Linked DNA regions of Mus musculus: regions 1 and 2 are each linked to region 3. A link is a contact called in ENCODE Hi-C or POLR2A ChIA-PET data. All regions are on one chromosome and are shown on one strand. Each heading gives the region's core, a stretch centred on a gene start or an enhancer-like site at or near the end of the contact. The rest is flanking DNA. Distances are from core to core; before and after follow the strand shown.

Evidence for each region. A loop is a pair of places that touch in the nucleus more often than their neighbours do. ChIA-PET counts read pairs that join two places held with the same protein, here RNA polymerase II (POLR2A).
Region 1: a loop to region 3 is called in a map of heart, with 7 times the contacts of the local background. The contact joins the promoter of Tmem161b here to the promoter of Cetn3 in region 3. A Hi-C loop is called at or near these places in 5 of 37 maps with a recorded cell type or tissue (heart and v-Abl transformed pro-B cells).
Region 2: a map of left cerebral cortex shows a loop between it and region 3 (5-fold over the local background). The contact joins the enhancer-like site here to the promoter of Cetn3 in region 3. A Hi-C loop is called at or near these places in 3 of 37 maps with a recorded cell type or tissue (all left cerebral cortex). POLR2A ChIA-PET finds 5 or more read pairs at or near these places in 1 of 5 experiments (embryonic stem cell).

What each region holds. Positions count from the first base shown.
Region 1 is chr13:84,219,415-84,224,211 of GRCm38, forward strand. It overlaps Tmem161b (transmembrane protein 161B), which reads left to right and starts at 2,882. Exons shown (of 12, transcript NM_175187.5): 1 at 2,882-3,020. The coding sequence starts at 3,018. It overlaps A230107N01Rik (RIKEN cDNA A230107N01 gene), which reads right to left and starts at 2,761. Exons shown (of 2, transcript NR_138587.1): 1 at 2,724-2,761; 2 at 167-2,476.
Region 2 is chr13:84,345,204-84,349,466 of GRCm38, forward strand. It overlaps Gm41011 (a long non-coding RNA gene), which reads left to right. Exons shown (of 2, transcript XR_873707.3): 1 at 1-3,696. Among named protein-coding and RNA genes, the nearest start is that of Gm41011, 3.4 kb to the left of the region's middle. Within about 2 kb of position 2,376, at least 1 of the 3 ENCODE cell types and tissues checked has a DNase peak (open chromatin) inside an H3K27ac peak, as active enhancers do; it is left cerebral cortex, where a contact is called at or near this core.
Region 3 is chr13:81,781,642-81,786,125 of GRCm38, forward strand. Cetn3 (centrin 3) reads left to right here and starts at 1,606. Exons shown (of 5, transcript NM_007684.4): 1 at 1,606-1,716; 2 at 3,000-3,135. The coding sequence starts at 1,700.

The sequences.
Region 1 (4,797 bases), core at 1,632-4,131, 2.4 Mb after region 3:
TATTGAAGGAATGCAGTACATTTTTACTTTTGAGACTTTTATGTAGCCCAGACTAGCCTTGGACTCCTGGCTCTCTACCCTCCAATTGCTGGGGTTAGGGTCATATGCCTGGTTTAACTTCTGAAGACCTTATCTCCTAAATTAGAAAAGTAAGAGCAATATAGGTAGGCTTTAAGAAGCTTTATTGATGGACAATTTTTTTTAATAATTGTTTCAAATAGAACAGTTTAGAAAATGAATGCTGAATGGTAATGGATACATTTTCAATTATCTTTCTCTGTGAGTGTAGGGCTTTTTATTCACGTCAAAGCAATTACACTGAACACAATTTTGCATTCTTTACTTTGGATACTATAACAAAAGTACCATAAACTGAGTGATTTAAACCACAAAATTAGTTCCCATATGTATCACTGGTGGGGGTGAAAATGGACCCCTTTGTTGTTGGCAAATGAGTTGTGACTAAGTTCTCACATGGTGCAGAATAAACAACGAGGAAGCAAGTTCTTCTCTCTCTGACAAGGACACTCAGCACACCACAAAGGTCCCATCCTCTGATCCTACTTAAAAGGCAACCATTTTCCTCTAGTGGCTTTTTGGAACAATTGCAAAATGTTCCACTAACCATATATGGCAGAACATGACCAATAAATCATTGTTACTGGTACATGATTTTTCTAAGATGGCCAATAAAGAATTTTAAGTACAATTTACCTAAGGAAACAAAACCCAACTTTCCACATAGTTACAGACTAATTACCATTTACAAGAAATAGAAATCACAGAATAAAACATATCATATTCAGTAAAGGAAAGAGAAAAGTGTTTGAATTTTTTTTAGAGGTAAAACTATTAACACATTTTGTTAAGACGGTTTAAGACTTTTAAAAATTGATTTTTAAAATTGGAAGAGTTTCAGGCCAGAGTGCTCATGTAAATACTATTCTGTTGATATTTATACACATCTGAGATCAGTTCGTAGAGAGGACATTTTAAATTATCACAAACCCCACATGGTAAGCAGCCATGACTTTTATCAAAGACTGTGATCATAACTAATTTGCCAAAAAGATCTTTTCATCTTCATCATCACATTTCCTCTCTTTCCTTTTCATAATTCTTTCTCTGAATCTTTGTCAAAGACTTCTATACATTTAAGAAATAGAAAATGGTCAATAAAAAAAAACAGGTAATTAGTAGAATATATTGTTTTTTAATAGGACAAAAAGACTTGATACAGTTGTAAATGTAAACATATACACACTATGTGAAACTAAAGTATTTTAACCAAGGATTGTTAATCAATGCGCCATGTACAAAATAGAGAATATAGAATCTGACAGTCTATTGAAAGTAATAAGGTAGTAAAAACTGATTTCTTGTTTTTCCTCTGGCAGGAATGGATTCTATCCTGCTAATAATTCCTATCCTACTGTCATATAGGAGAAGATGTTTTCTGATCCTTAACAAGGCTGCCAGGTTTAGGACAGATGGAAGACCCACTGTGTCACAAGTGAAAGACAAGACTTCACAGAATGTGATGTCACTGACAGGCTGATAGGCACTCGCCACCTCCATCTTTTCTTTCTCAAGGATAGCAATGGCTTCCCCCAGATACAGGAGCGGTCAACCGGAGTCCTTCTTTACTATACTGCAGTTGCCCTGGGGCCTGTCTATTAACAGGCTTGTTTCTATAAAGCAGTAACAGAACCCTTGGGGAAGTTCTCAGTTTCACAAACTATTCCTCAAGGCTATTGGTCTCGGAGTAGCTTCTCTCATTTCTTATAATTTCTCTATCACCTGTCACCCTATCTCCCCCCACCATTAAAAATTAACATAATGTATAAACTTTGTTTCTGTATCCTTTTGAAACAGCACCAATCTAACATCTCTAGGTAGCTCAGGATTGTTTCCCAGGGTCCTTGGGCCAGTTAGAGGTTGAACATCATAGCTGTTTCATAGTTGCAAGTTTGTGCAACCTTGACTGCTGAAGATGAATTTCCTCCCCAGTTCTGACTCCACAAGAGAACCACATTATGGTAAAAGGTATCTCACGGAGAAGGGTGAGATAAGCATGTTTCCATAAGGATCGTTAAACGGTGTGATAATTTCTGGGCCAAAGATGCTCTGTGTCCTTATTTCAAACTTACCTCTATGGTTAACCCTCATCACAATATAAAGGCAAGTTCACTGGTACAGATTTGGAAGGAGGGAGGTGTCATAAAGCATAAATGTGTGTGTATTTATGTATGTATGTATATGAGAATGTTGTAAGGCCCTTTTTGTTCATATTGGTATTAAGTAGGTAGGAAATGTCCATACTGAATTTTCTTCTTAGCTCCTCTGCTCTTTGTAGATATCCTCTGGCTTGAGCTGGCGTCTGTGAAGAGCAAAGAACTTCTAAAGGTCACATTCCATTGACCTAAGAGAGGAAGGTGCTTGGACAGCATGAATTTTTAACTGAGATTCCAAGGTACTGCGTAAGGAAAGCGGACAGAAAAGAGGCTGGCTGAGCTAAACAATTTCTGAATGATCTCAGCATGAATACAGCCAAGAAGGTTCTTTACCCTCAATAAACCGTCAGAGTACGAGGGCTACACCCACCCAGCTGATCCCTGCAGCAGCACAAACCGACCACCAGCGCCCGCGAAAAATACCGCACCTACCTAGGAATCCTGCGGGCATGCCGCCCCGCCCCGCCCTGCCCCGCCCCGCCCACCTACCTGTGCGCCTGCGCCCCTGCGTTCTCAAGGTCAGCCCCGCCCCCCGCCCTAGCCTCACACCCACGGAAGTGGCTTTAGAGAACGCCTTGCGGCTCCTCCTCTCTGCGTGGCGTGGGGTCGCTGGCGGTCCGGAGAGGGAGGAACTTCCTGTCCCATGCGGGCAGGACTTCCGGCCGAGCCGGAAGACCTTTCCCTTCGCGGTTTCGAGAGCTCCGTTTTGCAGAACCTGAAGGGGAGATTCTGGACGGTCCCGGGGACTCTAGACTGTCTGTCCCACGACCTGTTCTTGGCGTTATGGTGAGTCTTGTGAGGATGAGAGTGACAACCTTCAGGAGGAAAGGACAGGGAGGTCAGTCTGTGAAAGGAGCCGGTTGATGTCCCTGCTGGGAATGGAACCTGCTGGAGCGTTGGGATGAACCGCTGGCAGGACCCCAACCTTCCCAGAGTGCGCGCGGCCGCCGCCGGGGTTCCAGACAGCCGAGGGACCTGTGGGGTTGGAGAGGGGCGGGTCTGTCGGAGTACCCAGTCTAAGGAGTCTGCCCTCGCGTGTGTCCTGTGGCGCCAGGTGGCCCACTGATGACCTTGCTCTACCCACCACGTTGTCCCTGCCACCTTTTCCCGCCGCAGGCTTTTGGCTGAGATTTTAAGGACGCAGCAGTGCCTTTTTGCACGCTTGCCTGTCTCCTTGGAGACAAGCAACGCCGAGGCACTTAAGACAAAATTGGCTTCTCTTAACACTCAACTAGAGCAGAACTGAAAATCAATGTCACTTTTAAAGAAAATGTCCAGGTTGAGTCCCAACAGATTTAACTTGAAAGGAAAAATTTGTAATTTCCTATTGTACATCTCTATCGAAGGAGGGAGCACAGCTTGAGCCATATTATTTGCAAGTGTCTTAAAGGTTAGGTGAGAAGGATACGTAAACATAAAAAGAACCTGGTGTGAGAGATTGGAGGGAAAGGAGTAACCGAAGGGTGTTTTACCGTGAGGCCAGTCATTCTCAGAGTTCTCTGCTGTTTTAGTCTGAAAGGACAAGGTTCAGGGACTTGTACAAAGAACGTCTTAATCAACTGTAGATAAGAAGCAATGGGTGCTGACTGATCACACAGTTCAGGAGTTAATTGATGAAATGAATGGGATTTCGAAACATCTAAGTTTGGCTTTATTGGGGGACTATGAGAGGAAGGCAGGTGGTTGTGTAGGGGCTGGTGACTGCAGTCAACTACTTCCTGGAACATAAAAGGATTTAAAAAAGATAGTTGCTATTTCCAAGGTCCTAGGGTTCTGGTAAAGTTGAACAGGCAATCAGCCACATGAACGATTTCAAACCATCTGCAGAGACTTCTATCTTGGGTTCAAGCTTTAGTTGACTATGCTGCTGCCTTTTTATGTAGACCACACTGCCCTCTGATTCAGAGATCTGTCTGCCTCTGCTTCCCAAGTGCTGGGATCAAATGCATATGCCACTACTCCCAGTTTGGCCATGCCCCTTTTTTCAGGATTAATATTGCTGTTTTGTATGACTTACTAGAGAATAAAAAAATCACCTGGTTCCAGTTGCAAACTACCAGGTGACTTGTTTCTTTTAATGTTTTTGTTTGTTTGTTTGTTTGTTTTAGTGTTTTGAACCTCTGAATAGTATGGCTTAGATTCCTTAAGAGAGTTCTGTTTTCATTTGAGATAGTGAAATTAGAGAGGGAACGTTAGAACTAGAAGGAATTAAAGTCTAGCAACCTCCCCATCTCTTCAAATTTTACAGAAGGAAGAATGTGGAGTTTAGAAGCAGGCAGTGTTATACCTGAGGTGAGGTCTAATAAACTTGGTCTTGTCTAGGAAGTTGACACTAGTATCTAAATAAAATGATTAAATACACGATAGTCACAGGGAAGCTGAATTAGAGTGTGTTCTCTGCATCCAGAGAGCCACAGAACCATTCTGGCCGCTCTAAGGAAGTAGATATATTTTCAGCTAATCTCTTGGTGACACTTCACAATGTGGGGCCTGGTTGTCCCCATTGTGACATTGATCTGTCTTGTTTTTGAGTTAGTTACTTGACTAAAGTTAAAGTTGTTCA
Region 2 (4,263 bases), core at 1,126-3,625, 2.6 Mb after region 3:
CCCGACAGCAGCGAGCAAAGTTCATTGCCATACTGAGGGGAGCTTAGCTTTTCACTAAGTTAGTCCAGCTGCTGGGGTGTTCTGGGGGCGAGAGTTTCTTGGACCACTGACAGGTGTGATCCTAACTTGAGTTTGGCTGAGGGCAAGTGTCAGGGCTGAGGGCTGTTTGTCTGTAAGATGCTTATGCGGGCTAGGAGCTGGATTACCTTGCAGGCTGAGGGATCCCCGAAGTTCTTTGAAACTGGTATGTACCTACCATTGAACAAAGGGCAAATGAAAACTCATCTTACTGTCTGGCCAAACTGCACCTTCATTGTTTCATCTTCTCTGAAATAAGGCTGGCAGCGGATTATAAATAAAGTTATTCTTTTTCTTTTCTTTTTTCTTTTTCTTTTCTCTCTTTTTTTTTTTTTTAGGCCAGAGGAAATTCGCTGAGAGTCAATCTCCTTTCGGCACTGTTATTTTATTTTACTTTTCCCGACATTCTTTGAGACTCCCTCTCCCTCAAAGGCATGGAGAAGCACTTTCAGGCTACTTTAAATGGTGTCACGGGAGAAAGTCCTAGGTGAGGCAAGAGCACTTTGGGGGAATGGATCTGTGGATTGATCCATCGATGGGAACCCTCTCCTGGGCTGCCGCCTGCGGAGCTGGGCTGGGCAGCGGCCTGGGAGGTGAGGGGTCAGTTCCACAGTCTGTTGTGCGCACGCTCTACCCACGCTGTACCCACACTGTACCCATCAACATAAGGAAACCTCGATGTTTGCGAAAGCTTATGTTCCTGCATAAAGGCCCACCACCAGATACCTTCGCAGTTTGCTCTGCCCCTTAGAATGCGTTATTTGACCCGTAAAAGAAGATTTAGGCTGAGATTCTCTGTGGTGGTGGTCCCAGACGGTCCCAGCATCAGACGTGCGCCTCGCTCCTGTTCACCCCACACTAACGAAAATTTCAGGCTGTCTTTGGAAGATCTCTTCCTGTGCACTCGTCCCTCTACTCGTCCCTTGACAGGAAAGAGGTGGCCCAAAGAAGCGTTTATCCCGAATGAAGAGTGTGGGGATCGAGAGGGTCGGGAATCAGGAGATTTGTAGAGTGTCAGTAAGCTCCCTCGGATGTAGGCAAAGCTTTCCCTAGGAGTTGTTAAAAAGCTGCGCTGAGGGGGCGGGGTGCGGACAACCTCAACGCTTCTACTTAAGAAATGTAACTGAGGGTTCAAACTCGGTCTTTGGGACTGCAAAAAACAAACAAACAAAAAGGCTCCCACAGTTGTTAGGACAGGAAATCGTTAGTAAAACAGTGTCAGGTGGAGACTGTGACAGTCACTCCAAGAACTCCAGAAAGGGGCTTTCTATGCCTTTCCTTTTTAGAAAGAGAAAGAGAAAAAAGAAAGGACTGGAGAGAAGACAGACAGGGGGGAGAGGGAGAGCGCAGAGGAGAAAGGAAGAAGAGGGGGTATTTAGCAAGTTAAGAGGTTAAATATTTGAACAGATTCGTAAATATATAGACAGCCCTTGCAATTTGGGATGTGTAATAATGCCTTTTGTGGTGCTGTCTGGCTGGGAGGGTAAGCAGAGGACCCTCCTGCCACCTTTTTCACTGGGAAACCAACTGGAAAGCTCCTGGGTTCACAAAACAAAATCAGTTCCCCTCTTTTGGAGGAAGAGAAAAATGCTGTCTCTACTAGCATTCATACTATTATTTAAAAATAATAATAATAAAAAAACAAGAGAAAGCAAATGAACATCTAATTTCTTAGGGATTTTTTTTTTTTTTTCAGTTTAGAAAGCTATCTTCAGGCTGAAGTCATTTCGAAGTATTGTTTGAGCGAATATGCTACAGCACTCAATTATCTAAGATGCATCAATTATTTTTTTGACCACTTTTGTAACAAGAATGTATTGATCTGGGTCTTAGAAACCCTTGGCACTCTGACATGTTTCATAGTTGCCGAATAGGGTGGGTTTCTTCTTCCGACAATTGTACTGAGCGCTGCTGATGGAATCTGTCCTCTGCCTGTGCCCATGGGCAGAGGACACAGGCTGTGGGTGTGTCCCGCCCACAGATGCTCGCGCGCGCGTGTGTCTGTGTATGCATTGTACACACGTATTCTCCACTGTGTGCCCCAACTGGAGCCATTTTCCTCCTTTCAGTGCCCTGCGTGTATTAGTAATATGCAAGTAGAATCATTTTGCTTGAGTATATTTTGGAGGGGGAGGGGATAAACCATTTAATTCTGCTCTAGTATTTCCTCTGCAAAATTTTCACTGCGTGTGAATTCGCGTGAATGCCTTTTCTGAGGTGTGTGTTATGTGTGTGTGCTTGTGTGTTGGGGAAGATCATTGGCTCATCAGCGGGTGTGTGCCTCTGCGTGTGGGAAGCATGCAGACTCTGAGGACCTTGGGAGCAGCCCACGTTCTCTCCGGGTGCCCTGTCTGTATCTGCCCTTGTGTTTTGTGTTCTTGATGTGATTATGTGCGTTATTTACATATGTGCTTCTATTCTTTTGCCTTCGTGTAGTGCCTTTCTCTACAGTCCACACATTTCACATATATTCTTTTATCTTTTGGCAAAGTGCCTTTTTTGTTCCTCGAAGAATATTTATTGATGTGATAATCTGAAATGAAAAGTGGTCTCCCATGAAGGAGATGGAAGAGAAAGGAGCGTTCATCTTTCTTAATAGACGGGGCAGTGCCAGTTGACTGGATCACAGGGTTTCTCTGCACTTTCTGCGTGAGTCTGCGCGTGGGGGTGGGGGCGGGGACGGCTGAAGGAGGACGGAAAAAGACCTTTTAAGCAGAACAAAGATAGGACATCGCGCCTCCTTGCGTCCTGATTGCATACTGCATCTACCCGGCGGTCCCGACTTTAGAAATCAGAATTCAGAGATTTTCTCCTTAAACCATTCAGAGGCCGCCTCTCAGACCCAGCCCTCGGACCTCAGCCAATCACCGGACGCCATGCAAATCACCTCTTTCGCCCTCCAAACCGAGGTCCAGTTTAAAGGCAGTTTCTGCCGCCCCGCCCATCTTAGTCCTTCCCTTCCCCCTTCCTCCTCCGCCTCCCACACAGCAGCTGCTTGGGAAGAGGGCAGTGCTGGGTGCTTCATGCATATGCAGACAGATCTATCCTCCCCCTCCACCCCATCCTCTCTCCCTCTCCTCCCGCCCATCTTTGCCTCGCTCCCCAGCCCCCACCCTGCCGCCCACTAGTATCTCCAAGTCTCCTCGACGTATAGTTCCCAGCTCTGGTACATGCAGCTGCTACCCACAAGTATGCCCAGGCGCTCCATAGGAGCCAGAGAGGGAGAGGGAGGAAACCTCTGCTTTTGAAATCCGCTCGAAGGTCAAGTTTGTGGTTTACGGAGCGGGAGCCCGAGACACTGAAAATGCTGTTGAGTCTGCAAGAAGACGGTGCATGCAGGAAGATGGTTTTGCCTTGGTTTTCTTCCACTAAACAGCAGATTAATTTCTCTGAAACACACAAAGTACCGGTCATGTTTAAAGGCAGGGTGATGATAGATGGTTCCGCGTGCGCACAGTTACAGAGCATATTTGTCTTGCACATCAAGGTTCCTTAAGCCACAAAGCACTGGAGAGGAGATCAAAGGGTGTTATATCTTCTTAGGAGCAGGAAGGTTGGGAAGTGCGGCTAGCAGTACGACCAGTGGCGCTGGACCTGCTTGAGGTGGGAAGTTAAATGGTAGGTACGGAAACATGACCTGGGACCTACGGAAAGGAAAAATAATTCTGTGAGAAGGCGAATTTGCTAGTATTATGCATACGCAGACTGTGACCAAGGCTCTTCCAAGCCGCCCTAAACATTTTCAAGTTTTGAATAACGCACTGAACTGACCTGGATTCCTTTAAAAGTTGGGGAAAATACCGTCGCGAAAACCGCGCTTTTAGAGTGCTTGGAGATCCTCTTAGGAGGAACCGGAACTGTGGCGTGACCTTGTTTTATAGATCTACTTCTGCCCTGAAATACCTTCAGGACTTTCTAGAGGAAATTGCAGCAGGTTCCCCTTAAATCTTACTCGGTGGACAAGTGAGGGCTTAGCAAATTTAAACACGCACTTTGCTAAGATTATTTACCGAACACTTTTTTTTTTTTTTTTTTTTTTGAATCGAGGGCGTTTTGTGTGCCGAGAACAGAGCAATATCTTCCAGGCAAAGCGCTTCACGTGGCTGGCAGTTCCCAGGTGCCACGGAAATTAGGAAAAGAAACAGCAAGCAGCTCAGAACGGTTTCTGCCCTTGAGCTGCTCCTG
Region 3 (4,484 bases), core at 356-2,855:
TTACCAGCTTTTTAATTCTATCAAAGTTCCATTAAAAAAAATCTCATTATATTATTTCTCAGTAATTTATTCCTTCTAGTTTAGTTTATTTTGTCCTTTGTTTCAAACATCTCCATGTAAATGGTTTATTTTCACCTTTATTTAATACTTTTCTTCTTAGGCTTGGTTTTACAATCTTAAAATTTTAGTAGTTTTTTTTTTCACTAGTGTTCTTTAGTATACATATGACGTAATCTAATTTCCTTTTTTTGTTTGTTTGTTTGTTTTTTCGAGACAAGGTTTCTCTGTGTAGCCCTGGCTGCCCTGGAACTCACTCTGTAGACCAGGCTGGCCTCGAACTCAGAAATTCACCTGCCTCTGCCTCCCAAGTGCTGAGATTAAAGGCGTGAGCCACCACTGCTTGGCCTAATTTCCTTTTAAACTTGTTAGTAAAAGTACTTAATTTTTATATTTTAGGCAGGGTCTACTACTAGTCCTGGCTGGCCTGCAATTCACAATGTAAAGAATTCAAAGATCTGCTTACATGTCTCTTGGGTGCTGGGATTAAACATGTGTAGCACCATGCCCAGTTGAGTTCTTCAACATTTTTCTACTTTGGTTTTGGGAGTGCTATCATTTAGCTATTACTTTTTAGCTTTATCCCAATCCTTTACTTGTCCAAATTCCTATCTACACTCTAGCTTAACTCATGCATAGCCAATTACACAGCGTCCTTCGTTCACATATAAGCTTACATACAGTATTTGCCGTTTCTAATTCCTAGCCCCAGTTTATTGTATTTATACCGATAAGCACTGCAGGTTAGCTCAGTAGTTTCCAAGTTTTCCACAATAATACCTCATTTTATGCATCAAATATTTATGGAGCACCTAAGTTCCAGATATTTTGTTTGGTACAAATACTCGTGTAAACAGAACCCTGGCCTTGAAGACAGTCAGTCTCGCTCGCAGTCTGATGATCTAAGTAAACTTTAAGAGGCTTGGTGGGCAGTGAAGATAAGACGCACATAAACACTTTATAGCACTAGAAAATGAGAAGCAGAAGCAAGCACACATTTCCAATCGCACAGAAGAAAAGGGTGGTTTGGCTAGTCTCATTGTAAATGACCTAACAAAACAGCAAAACGAGAAGCCTAATCCATAATCCAGCCTGCCTTAAAATCACTTGGGAGATGTACGGGGGAGAACGCTTAGCTTGGTCCTCACTGAACTAAGAATAAAGAATGTCGCCTTTAGATTTAAGTTTCTCAGGTGCACCGGCCACCTAAAATTGTACATCTTTTCGCAGACCTGGTTCCCCAATAAACTGCTCCCTCGTTCTGAGCAGGCTGCTTGGGCTGGCCTTTTCCCTTCCCTCGGTCGACGCCGTGCATGTCACGCGTGGGGCCTCGCCTTGCCTGCCTGAGTCTCGCGTGGTGACTCTAATACGCGCGCAAGGGAGTCGGGAAAGAACCTGGCCAATCCAGGGAGCCAGACTGACAACCAGGGCCAAAAAATGTGTACTTGATTGACATGAATGCTGACCAATGAAAAAAGAAGAGCAGCGACGCTTCCGCCCCAATAGGCCGGCTGTTGGCAATTTCAGCCAATCGCGCCCAGAAACTTGTCTGGTGGGTGGTCCCCGAGGCGTGGAGGTTGGTGGCTGTTGAGCGGTTCCCGTGGTAAAGTCCCCGAGTGGAACATCTCTGTCGGAAGAGAGAATGAGTTTAGCTCTGAGGTCGGTAACGAGGAGGCCGTGCCTCCGTCCCCCCAGAGGGCCAGGGCGGGTGTGGACGGGAGACCGGGTCGGGGGCGGGTGCCCAGCGCCGAGCACCAGACCTCGGCGGTTCCCGCCTCCGGGCACCGCCGCAGCCCGAGTGAAGTCTCGCGAGGTTTCCCTCACGCGACTGCGGGACTCAGCCCTGGTTGCCTGATTCCCCCTGGAAAGTCGCAGGAGCGCTCGCCTTTCTCCCCGGGCCCCGAGGCACGCTGTGCTCTAGGCGTCTCGGGTGGAGCTCGTTTCCGTGACACCGTCCTTTCACTTCCGTCCATCCCTCCCCTCATTGGCTCCTCACCTTGCCCATCTACAGTTAAAGGTGCCCCGGGCGGGCCGCGCCGCGCCGCCCCTTTGGCTCCGCAGGGTGACGAAGGAGGCGGGAGCTGGCGTGGGGGTGTGGCGAGTGGGGGCAGCCGGGGTCACGTGGGCCACTGGGCCGGCGTCCCTGAGCCCGACGGCGTCCAGACGTAAATAGCGCGAGCAGTTAGTTAGCCGAGTTTCAAGGGTTTGAGGTTTAAAGCTTCCATCTTTTAGAACGTGCGGATACACGTGCTGTATCCTCGTTTACACATTTGGACCGCTTTTTGCATTGGCAGCTTTTGAAGGCAGACATTTTCAGATCCAAGTGCCCTTTTTAGATTTTTCTTTAAGCTTCTCCAGAGTTTTAAGACGTTTAACCTATCGTTTACATGTTAAGTGAGAGTTAAAACACTTTTAAACATCACGTAGACTTAAGCACGACTATTAGATGCTGTGATTTTTTTTTTTTTTTTTTTTTGGTGTCTAGTATTTGAATGTTTAGACCCTTTTATATTTTGCCTGGCTAATATCAGTGGAATAAAACCACAAAGCAGTGTTACAAATGTATAATCTAAAAACATTTTGAGCTTACAGTGCAAAAGTAATCTTTTAAGTTTTATGGTTGTTTTTTTGTAGTAATTGTGAGAATTTATAAGCTGTCCAAAATCAAGTCTATTCTGGTTGATTGTTTTGTTCTTTATTTTTGGTAGATGACATTGTTTTGTTCTTTATTTTTGGTAGATGACATGAATAATATGTATGGTGTTTTCGGTGCTTTTGACTTTGTTTAGGATTTCTCTTATAAAAGTACATTTGACTACAGGACATTGATTTAGGGGCAGTTCCTTTATTTGCCAGGCTACTCTGCTTTGTTAAAATTTAGAAAATGAATCTTTGTCCTAAGATGGGTTAAAGTGGCCTAAAGACATTTTTCTGTGTCCTAGAGGTGAGCTTGTAGTAGACAAAACAAAAAGGAAAAAACGAAGAGAGCTCTCTGAAGAACAGAAGCAAGAAATTAAAGATGCTTTTGAGCTGTTTGATACCGACAAAGACCAAGCCATAGATTATCATGAATTAAAGGTAACAGGGGACTTTTAAGACCCATTTTTGTTTAACTCAATTGCATTTGTGACTGTTGCTTTAAAGTCTATTTTAGAAGCTTGTCTCGGAACTGTGAGGCTGTTTGTAGTGCCCACCCACAGGTGGTACAAGAAAACAGTACAAACAGAATATGGCTTGTAGAACCTTGTATTTAAGTGCGTAATGATGGAAAGTGTAACTTCTCCATTCACCCAGTTAAAGGGAGAGTCCTTAGCATGCTCTTCCCACTGCTGTTTTCCTCTGTGGGATGGTATATAGCTCAGCTTTTTAAAACACGATGTTTGTGGCCTATGCTTGTTGCTTGTGCAGACCTGTACATTCCATGTGTATCATGTGCAGTGTAGAGTACGGCCTTGTGTGCCTTCCAACACTGTTGCCTTGAGACAGACTGTCTCATTGAATTGGAAGTTCAGTACTTCTGAACTAGGTTGGCTAGAGAGTGAACTCTGGGGTCACTCCAATCAACACACCTCTGTCACTGGCACCTGCAGCCAGGCCTGTCTTTTTACATGAGTGCTGGGGATTTGAACTCTGGTCCTCAAGATTGCAGGGCGAGGAGCACTCTTACTCACTGAGCTATCTCTGTAGTGCAACCTAAAAAGTTTTGAGATGGAGAGATAGTTGCCTTTGCTCAGACATTTCTGAGATTGAGCTTTTAATTTTTAAAATAGTACTAACACACTCTTAGTGTGCTCGTCTCTGTTACAAAGGATATAAATTGTCTGATGCCTAATGTTGCTATGTGCTGAGGGAAAATACCCAATTTAAGGATTAAAATTACGAGTAAAGATCGAGGGGGAAATTTGTTATGAACACATTTCTTATGTTCAACCCAGTGAGAAAGATAACATTTGATATCTTAAATGTTAACTGTAGTTTTAAATTGGGCAACATTGTAGGTGATTTTTAAGCATTTCAAGTAGGGGTAGATAGAAACTGAGGTGAGAGGATAGACTATCTGAAAGTATTACAGGCCTGAAGCTGGGGCCTCAATATTGAGGCCCTCTGTTCGCTCCTTCCCCATCCCACTTGTGTCTTGCTGCCGCTCCCTCCCGTGCAGTCTGAGTCCGTCCTGTACAGTGTCTCGCCATTTGTTGGCATTGACTGTTTCGGTTTGGGACTTGGTTTCACAGCTCGAGCTTCCTCCTTTTCTATTCGTCTTTACACTACCCTTACATATCTATCTTTCTTGAATTCTTTGACCATGTTGTTAGCTCATAAGCCTTTCCTGGCTTCCTCTGCGTTTGTTGCCCTTTGATGCGGCTGTCTCCACTACCTCCACTTGTTACTGATTACTTCTGCTCAGAGCCTCCCTGCCTGGAGAAGGT